Regions from separate parts of the Homo sapiens genome. Here all the other regions are linked to region 1. The links are chromatin contacts, found by Hi-C or POLR2A ChIA-PET in ENCODE. All regions are on one chromosome and are shown on one strand. The core of a region is the stretch at or near the end of the contact, and the rest is flanking DNA. Distances in the headings are between cores, read along the strand shown. Region 1 holds the start of QPCTL (glutaminyl-peptide cyclotransferase like). Region 2 holds the start of ALDH16A1 (aldehyde dehydrogenase 16 family member A1). Region 3 holds the start of RPS19 (ribosomal protein S19).

The links. A loop is a pair of places that touch in the nucleus more often than their neighbours do. ChIA-PET counts read pairs that join two places held with the same protein, here RNA polymerase II (POLR2A). Pooled maps may share reads with other maps.
Region 2: a pooled map shows a loop between it and region 1 (12-fold over the local background). The contact joins the promoter of ALDH16A1 here to the promoter of QPCTL in region 1. A Hi-C loop is called at or near these places in 4 of 50 pooled maps. POLR2A ChIA-PET finds 5 or more read pairs at or near these places in 2 of 52 experiments (activated B cell and activated CD4-positive, alpha-beta T cell).
Region 3: a pooled map shows a loop between it and region 1 (8-fold over the local background). The contact joins the promoter of RPS19 here to the promoter of QPCTL in region 1. A Hi-C loop is called at or near these places in 2 of 50 pooled maps. POLR2A ChIA-PET finds 5 or more read pairs at or near these places in 2 of 52 experiments (OCI-LY7 and WTC11).

The regions. Positions count from the first base shown.
Region 1 is chr19:45,691,416-45,694,369 of GRCh38, reverse strand. It overlaps QPCTL (glutaminyl-peptide cyclotransferase like), which reads right to left and starts at 1,704. Exons shown (of 7, transcript NM_017659.4): 1 at 1,460-1,704; 2 at 814-957. The coding sequence starts at 1,666. SNRPD2 (small nuclear ribonucleoprotein D2 polypeptide) reads left to right here and starts at 2,417. Exons shown (of 3, transcript NM_001384647.1): 1 at 2,417-2,483. The coding sequence starts at 2,482. RefSeq lists enhancers at 997-1,547, 2,073-2,202, 2,213-2,342, 2,161-2,881.
Region 2 is chr19:49,451,975-49,455,131 of GRCh38, reverse strand. It overlaps ALDH16A1 (aldehyde dehydrogenase 16 family member A1), which reads right to left and starts at 1,907. Exons shown (of 17, transcript NM_153329.4): 1 at 1,711-1,907. The coding sequence starts at 1,800. RefSeq lists enhancers at 355-1,314, 3,048-3,097, 3,108-3,157, 3,012-3,157.
Region 3 is chr19:41,858,718-41,861,712 of GRCh38, reverse strand. It overlaps RPS19 (ribosomal protein S19), which reads right to left and starts at 1,458. Exons shown (of 6, transcript NM_001022.4): 1 at 1,424-1,458; 2 at 868-938; 3 at 501-601. The coding sequence starts at 938. RefSeq lists silencers at 1,137-1,256, 1,317-1,446 and an enhancer at 1,000-1,755.

The sequences.
Region 1 (2,954 bases), core at 455-2,954:
TCTCGCTCTGTCACCCATGCTGGGGTGCAGTGGCGCAATCTCAGCTCACTGCAGTCTCCGCCTCCTGGGTTCAAGTGATTCTCGTGCCTCAGCCTCCCAAGTAGCTGGGACTACGGGTACCCACCACCACGCCTGGCTAATTTTGTATTTTTAGTAGAGATGAGGTTTCACCATGTTGGCCAGGCTGGTCTCAAACTCCTGATCTCGAGGGATCTGCCTGTCTCGGCCTCCCAAAGTGCTGGGATTAGAGGTGTGAACCACTGCGCCTGGCCTTTAAATGACTCTTCATGCTTTCTGGAAGACAACAGATACATTACAGCACCAGCTCGGAGCCAACCTGTTTGGGTTCAACTCTAGGTCTATGATTTTCTAAACATTGGGTCTCACTAGGTTGACTAGGCTAGTCTCAAACTTCTCAGGTGATTCTTCCACCTTGGCTTCCCAAAGTGCTGGGATTACAGGCATGAGCCACTGCACCCGGCTAAGGTCTACTACTTATTATCTGTAGGATTTGTGCAATGTGTATAACCTCTCTGAGCCTCAGTTTCCCCATCTGCATAATGAAGATCATATTGGTACCCACCTTATAGGGCTGTCTGTTGCCTATGCCTAGCACACAGTAAGCTTTTGGTGGGGGCATTAAGGGGGGCAGTACAGCCTGGTGGTTTGTTACCAGCATGGAGTCTAGAGTCCGATTAACTCCAGTCAGAGCCCCAGTTCCTCCTCTTAGCTTCTTTGGGATCTTGAACAGGATTCTTATTTCCCATTCCCTGGAGGGCTAGGGGGTCAGGGACTGGAGGTGGGTCCCTTTACCTTTCTGACTTGGAGATTTCCCGGGCTGCCCGGGGTTCGCACAACCAGCAGGGGGCGCAGATAAGTGCTCCAGAGACGCTGTGGATCCAGTTGTCCCACCACCCTCCGCAGCCGGGCTTCGGGGAGGCTTCCGATCAATGGGACCTTGGGAAGGAGGTGGGATAGGGAAGGGAAGAATGAGAGCAACCCCCCCATTTCAACCCTACCCCGGGCGCCGTCACCCGCGAGGAGCCCCGGGTTCTCTTCCTAATCTGCCGCCTCCAGCATCGGAGACTTCTAGGATAAATCCAAGGCTCAGGAAAAGTCCTTCCAAGACCATCCGGTCCAGCCTACCTCAAACTTGATGGGGAAATCGAGGCCCAGTGAGAGAGAGGGGAGATGGAGGAAGGGACTCTTCCAAATAGTTGACTAAAGGCGTAGAACCCTGAACCCCCCCGTCTTACTATTTCAGACCTTTCCTCTTAAAAGGAAGCTACTGTTGCAGAACCAGCCCGAAGCCTTATTCCTTTGGTAAGGGTCATGCGCTCAGATGACGAAGACGGTGGCATCTGCGGTTAGGGCCGTACGCTAAAGCCACGTCAACCCTGGGTAACAGCGGGGAGGGAATGAGGGTCCCCGCGGTGCCCGGGTCCCCGCCCAGCCTCACCCGCAGCTCCCGGCCCAGCGGCAGCTCCTCAGTCCTGCGGTGCCAGCCGCTCCAAATGGTGTAGAACGCCGAGCCCACGGCCAGCGCCAGCAACAGAGGCAAGAGCCGAACCCGCGGTAGCAGGCGGCGCTTCGGCGGCAAGAGTGGCTCCATGAGGCCACGTTCCCCCAGCCGCAGGCGGGGTCGCCCGCGGCCCCCGGAACGCATGGCCGCTTTGCCCTGAAACCTGTACCAGACCACGGATTGAGTTTAGGCCCAGCCAAGTTCCTCCCCATGGAATCGGTGGGCCAATAAGCAACAGCTGCGGCTGCACCAGCCCACCCCACAGCGAGCAGCGAAACCAATAAGAACTACGGTCCTGAGGACACGCCTCCCAGCCTCCCTTAGGTATTGGGGTTGGTTCCCCTGAGAATGGCACGACCCAAATGGGAGCGCAAGAGAAGTAGGCTCCGCCTTAGCGGAGGAGGGAAAGCCAATGAACAGCGTTTGATCATGGAAAATATTCGATCTCCCGGGCGCAGGTCCATGCCCCTTCCGGATGTAGGCAGGGGATTGGTGGCGCAGGGTCGGAAAGATCAGTAGATACGTCAGTAACGCGTCCCAGAGGGAAGAGGGGCGGTGCCTGTCTCCGAAGCGAGGAGCGGATTGGCTTCACGGAGGCCGCGCCCCCGAAGTCACGGCCGGCGGGCATTTGGAAATAGCTTGTCATTTCCCTCCTTCAACCTGTACCATTCTTCAAGAAACGGTTTGAATCAGACTGCCTTTCCTTTTGTCTTCATTGTCATAAACATCTGCCCCCGTGTGGTTCTGACTGGCCGCGAACCCCTACCCGAAGCTTTTATTCCATCATTGTGCACCGTTGGTGGGGAATGCTGTGGCAACAGGCCACGCCTCCACTTACTGGTTGGCTTTGCGCAGGCGCCAACGGAAGTGGGTCGCAGGAAGAGGAAGTCCCGCCTCTCTCTCCTCAGGCAGCAGCAACGCGGAGGAAACGGGAGTGAACGGAGAGCGTAGTGACCATCATGTGAGGCCGGGCTAGGCTTAGGCGGCGGGAATGAGGTTGAGGGTGGATATTTGACCGATTGAGTGTGGGAAGGGTTGAGCAGAGCGGGGGGGGCAGGGGCAGATGTTTTAGGGATGCAGCGTCCTGCTTTTCTCCTGATGAGTTTGAGAACGGGCGTGGGGCCTTTGACGCATCGTGACTTCGGGAGAGGGGACAGCTTTATCAGATAACGCCCTGGGCTGGGCGCGGGGGCTCATTCCTGTGATCCCAGCACTTTAGTAGGCCAAGGCGGAGCATCGCTGGAACACAGGAGTTCGAGACTAGCCTAGGCAACATAGCGAGACCCCCGTCTCTACAAAAAAAAAAAAAAATTTAATTATGAAAAACATGTTTTAAACGATAACGGGAGTGGTCCTAGATAATTAGTCCTATTGAAATGAATGTTAAGGGGCAGCGATTTTACGAATACTGGGGGAGGCCGAGCGCGGTGGC
Region 2 (3,157 bases), core at 658-3,157, 3.8 Mb before region 1:
TTGTATTTTTTTTGGAGACAGCGTCTTGCTCCGTTGCCCAGGCTGGAGTGCAGTGGTGCAATCTCAGCTTACTGCAACCTCTGCCTCCTGGATTCAAGCAATTCTCCCACCTCAGCCTCCCAAGTAGCTAGGATTACAGGCAAACACCACCACGCTCAGGTAATTTTTGTATTTTAGTAGAGATGGGGTTTCACCATGTTGGCCAGGCTGGTCTCGAACTCCTGACCTCAGGTGATCCGCCCACCTAGGACTCCCAAAGTGCTGGGATTACAAGTCTGAGCCACCACGCCTGGCCCAATGTTTTGTATTTTAGTAGAGACGAGGTTTCACTATGTTGCCCAGGCTGGTCTCGAATTCCTGAGCTCAGGCGATCTGCCCGTCTTGGCCTCCCCAAGTTCTAGGCTGTGCCAGGGTTCTGATCCAGTTCCTTCCACTTGGATCATTGCTCTGGCCTCCTGCCCTCCCCCTCAAAGAAGCCTAAGCTCCTTTCGCCTGGGTGCTGGGGGACCCTGGGGGATCATGAGAGCCCCGTGAAGGAATTCTGAGAGTGCCTGGGGAAACGACAGAAAGTTTGAGGTGCCCTACTCATTTGCAGGAACCCCACGAGGGTTCTGGGGGCCTCTGAGGGGTCATGGGAGTCCTAGGGAGGTTCTGAGGACCCCCAGGGGATCATGGGACCCTCACGAGGACTTCAGGGGTTCCTGAACAATCATGGGAACCCTATGGGACATTCTGAGAGCTAGAGAGATCATAGGAGCCCCGTGAGGGTATTGTGAGGGGCCATAAGTAATTACAGGAAGTCCTGATGTGGCTGGGTGCAGTAGCTCACGCCTGTAATCCCAGCACTTTGGGAAGTCGAGGTGGGTGGATCACTTGAGGCCAGGAGTTCGAGACCAGCCTGGCCAACATGCTGAAACCTTGTCTCTAGAAAAAGTACAAATATTAGCTGAGAGTGGTGGCGCGCGTCTCTGGTCCCAGTTACTTGGGGGGCTGAGGTGAGAGGATGGCTTGAGCCCAGGAGGTTGAGGCTGCAGTGGTGTGATAGCGCCAGTGCACTTCAGTTTGGGCGACAGAGTGAGACCCTGGCTCAAAAAAAAAAACAAAAAAAAAACCCAACCCAAACCGGAAGTCCTGATGTATTCTAGGCTCCTGAGAGTTCCGATGAGGTCACATGAACCCCACGAGTATTGAGGGGTCCTATGGGATCACGGGGGCTCCATGGAAGTTCTGAAGGTCTCTGGGTAATCAAAGGGATGAAGGGAGTCCCTCAGGAGGTCTGGGGTGCTCTGGAGGCCCATGGAAGCCATAGGATGTTTTGAAGAGTCGTGGAAAGACAATGGGGGTTGTGGGTCACTGGAGCCTCACAGGAATCCTAAGGGGTCTGGTGGGTGGCGTCAGGTTCTGAGGGGACCCTGAGGAATCACGAGAGCGTCTAGAGGAGTTCAGGAAAACCGCGGAAACACTACGAGGAGTTCAGGATCAAGGGGCAAGAGAACCAGTGGGGAAGACCGGAACAGACTAAAAGGCTGCCACCGCCAAGGCTCAAGGGAGCGTCCTACAGGGCGCGATCCTATTGGGCGGCGGGAATCACGGGGACTAAGAGAGGCGGAGCGGCTGAGCTACCGCAGTGGATGACGGGACTCCCCGCGAAAAACCGGGCGCCCAGGCCTGGGGAACGCAGCGAGCAGCGCCGGCCGGGCAGACTCTCACCAGTGCGCATGCGTGGCTCTCCGGCACCGGTCCGTACTCCAGCGAGGTGAAGATCTCGCGGGCGCGGGGCCCTGCACGCGTCGCAGCCATCGCCTACCCCGAACGCTTTCCGCGAAGACTGCGGGGCGCTCTGTGTTAAGGGGAACCTTGAGGTCCGAAGAGCGACACCTCCGGTTCCAGCCCAAAGGGGCGGGGCTAATGGGAATGGGGTGGGGCTACAAGATACAGAGAGCAGCCACGCCCACACTTTTTCCTTAGGACCCGATGGCCCCGCCTACGTCCCCCACGGGGAAGCGTATTTAGGAGCATGCGCACTGCTTAAAACGGGGAGGAAGGGGAGACGGCGATGTGGGTACTTTGCGAATAGTTAGGAGGGCTCCGGATTTATGAGGATCGGCGTGGCCGGGCACGATGGCTCTTGGCTGTAATCCCAGCACTTCGGGAGGCCGAGGCGGGCGGATCACCTAAGGTCGGGAGTTCGAGACCAGCCTGACCAATTTGGTGAAACCCCGTCTCTACTAAAAATACAAGCATTAGCCGAGCTGTGGTGGTGCGCGCCTGTAATCTCAGCTACTCAAGAGGCTGAGGCGGGAGAATCACTTGAACCCAGAAGGTGTACGTTTCAGTGAGCCGAGATCGCGCCACTGCACTCCAGCCTGGGTGGCAAAGGGAGACTGTGTCTAAAAAAAAAATAGTAATAAAAAAAAAGGGTCGTCCTATTGATGCGTCTTCCCAGTGCCTTGTTTTATAGTAGCAGGAAGTGCAGGTTTTGTTTTACCTTTTATTTTCTTGAGACAGGGTCTCCCTCTGTCGCCCAGGGCTGGAGTGCAGTGGTCCGATCACGGCTTACTGTCGCCTCGACTTTTCAGGTTTAAACATTACTCCTGCGTCAGCCTGCACAGTAGCTGGGACTACAGGCAGGTGCCATCAAGCCTGGCTAATTTTTTTTTTTTTTTTTTTTTTGGTAGAGACAGGATCTTGCTATGTTGCTCAGGCTGGTCTCGAACTCCTGGGCTCAAGCGATCCTCCTACCTCGGCCTCCCAGCCTCAAAGTGCAGCTTTTCTAATTATATTGACTAGAGGTCTAGATCTAGATCTAGACCTGGCGGGTCTAGATCTGGACGTATTAGGATCTAGAGCTGGCAGGAAGTGATAATTCAAAGATAAAAAGGGTACCTTTTAGGATGGACATTGAGATTAAGGTTTGGAAAATGCAACCTTCACTGCAAAGTAAGGGGGCCAGTTTTGGTTGTGGAAAGAGTGGAAGTCTGGCGCTTTTTTTTTTTTTTTAAGAGATGGGGTGTGGGACGTTATCTCATTGTATTGCCCAAGCTGGTTTCGAACTCCTGGCCTCAAGCGATCCTCTTGCCCTGGCCTTCCAAAGTGCTGGGACTACCGGTAGGAGCCACAGCGCCCAGCCGGAAGTGTGGCTTTCATAGATACAGGA
Region 3 (2,995 bases), core at 209-2,708, 3.8 Mb after region 1:
AACTGGCTTTTTCCTGAATAACTACTGTGCAACAGACACGTTCTAAACACTCTGCTTTAAATTCATTCAATCCTTGCAATACTCTAGTACTGGTACAATAATTAGTCCCATTTTGGGGATGAGAGAGTGCACAGGCAGGTTAACCAACTTGCCAGAGGACACACAGCCAGATGTAAAAGATGGATCCAAACCCAGGGAGTCTGCCTCCGTGTATATAGAAAGGATTAAACCACCTGTAAGCAAAATATGAACATTCATCTGTCTCTGGTTTCCCCTGAGGCTCAAAGCCACAGGTCCTCCTCTCACAAAGCTCTTAGAATGTCATAAAAACTTGGAGTACCAAGTTATCGAATGTCACATCACACAAAGCAAGTGGTGACACAACCAAGGGTTTCTCTCCCTCTTGGGGCGGGAAAGAGCTCAGAGGAGACAGGGAAGTATGGTTTGTGCCAGGGGTCACCCAGCTCCCCACTCTCCAGCCAAAGACCTAAGTTCCTCACCAGCTCGCGTGTAGAACCAGTTCTCATCGTAGGGAGCAAGCTCTTTGTGCTTGGCCAGCTTGACGGTATCCACCCATTCGGGGACTTTCAGCTTCCCGGACCTAAGACCAAAACAGTGGGAAAAGCACGATTCAGTCATCTCCACAAACTACCCCATATCCCAAATGCCCTCCCCTCAACACAACTATGCTGTGCCCAGAGTACAAAGAGAGGCTGGAACCGGAACACAAGCCAGGCCTCACGCTGAAAGGAGCCACGGAGGCCCCAAACAAGCCTCGCCTGCCAGGGACCGGCAAACACTGGGGCTCAGATGGGCAGGCCAAGGCGACAGCCTCCACCCGTTTTGAACCTCAGTCCCCAAACTCACTTTTTGAGGAAGGCTGCCAGAGCTCTGACGAACTCCTGCTGGTTCACGTCTTTTACAGTAACTCCAGGCATCTGAGGGAGAAAGTCAAGCATGTGAACACAGGCCTGGCAGAGACGACTGCCAAGAGCACGGACCCCACCCCAATCCTTTCGCTCCAGCGCATCCTAAACCGTGGTACCCCCCGTTACTTCCCACGGCCCCTTCAACGCCGGGCTCCGGCTCCTGCGGGTCTGAAGGAGCTCACCGACGCCCACGGCCTCTCTGGATCGCACTAACAGAGCCCGGCCCCTGCGTGTGAGGATCCTGCGCGACCCCACTCCCCAGCCCCGGGACTCCGGACGCCCCACGCACCCCGCCGCTGCCCCCCGGGGCCCACGCTCGGTTCCCGGACGGCGCTGACCGGGCATGTCCGGGCCTGCCGCTCGCACGTGGCCGCGGCTCTAGGGGGCGGGACGGGCCCGCGCCGGGCGCCTCGGGGCCCTCAGGCACGCGCTCTGAGGCTTCGGCGTCCGGCCCTGCCGCCTCGCGCCCGGTCCAGCTCGGAGCCCCCGCTTACCGTGCGGCCTCCGCGCTGCCAGCCAGGGGAAAGGGAACGACGGGGTTTCCCGGGCGCACAAGTCGGGCGTAGGGTCTCGCGAGAGTTCCGAAAGCTCGCGAGAGCGAGGGTAGACGCTGAGGCTCCGCCTCTCTCAGGGCGAAAGTTCGTCCCCGCCTAGAGGGGAGGGTGTCTAGTGAGGGGTGGAGAGGTAAAGGGGAGGGCCAAGGGGTCGCGCGTGGAGGCCTGGGTTTCCTCCCGCGTTTCCTTCTCCCGGAGTGTAATAGAGAGAGGATAGAGAGCTCCTGTTCGGAGCTGGGGGAACTTGGCTTCGTTTGCGTCGTTCGTGGCTGGAAGGAACAGTGGTGGAGAATACTATGATGGCGAAAGTACGGGGCAGGATGGGTGGGCCACAGCTGGCGCCCCACGGCGGAACAACCCCTTTTCCGGGTGGAAGTGGCTGTTCCCTGGCCGGAAGTGGGAGTAGTAAGGGCGGAACTGTGACAGGGAACCTAGGGGAAGGGCGAGGAAGAAATGTGGCTATCATCTTCCGTCCTTCACCGCCAGGAGTCGCGAGAGCGGGAGACGGAAGCCCCACCCTTCTCAGGGCGGAAGTTGCTTCAGCACGGCCGGGGCGAGCGAAAAGGGAATGAGGCGCTGGAGGAGGGGAGAAGATAAGGGCGGGACAAAGCGGCAGAGGCGGGACCTTAGCAGAAGTTAGTTCAGCTCTGCCTTCTAGTGTCGGAGTCTGTTCGCTCAGCCCTTACTTTGCCAATTTAGATTTACCTGCCCCGCTGACCTGTGTAGCTTTAGGCAGTCCATTTGCCTTCTCAGGGCTTGTCTCACCATTAAAAAAAAAAAAAAAAAATGAGATCCCCGTTTGTCCATTTAAAGTGGCTCCTCTGGTTCATGGCGCGTCACATGCTCTAAAAAATATTTTTTGAGTGCCTGCTCTGTGCCAGGCACAGGTAAATATTATTTGGACATTTATCATGTGGCTGTTACTGTAGTGTTACATGCATGATCTCATTTAATCCTTACAAGGCCCAACAACTAAATAACGTGGTCCAATAAAATTATGTTAACTTGTTGCAAAAAGGAAACACTGAAATGTGTGTAGCTATTTTCTTATGTTGGAAAGACTGAGAATTTAAAACATAAGAGCAAATATTAGAATTTTACCCCACACTGATACTGTGGCTGCAAAATGTGTTAATTATTAATAAGCCAAGACTCGTATCTGTTAGAAAAATTAAAACCAACCATGCTTCTAGCATAAGATCATATATTTAAATCAAGGTTTTACATTCATGTAGAATGTTGTTGAAACCTATCTCATACTGTTTCTAAAACTTGAGAAAATATTTTCATTATCTCAATTGTTTTTCCAGAACCAACACATACATATTTCCATATGTATTCAAAGTGGGTAATATATGCATGTCTAACTGGAAATCTCCAGGTACTTGGGTAATTTATATTCACTTTTTATAATTTAAGTAATTATTATTTAATTTTTTTTGAGTTGGAGTCTCGCTTTGTCGCCCAGGCGGGAGTGCAATGATGTGATCTTGGTTCACTGCAACCTCCACC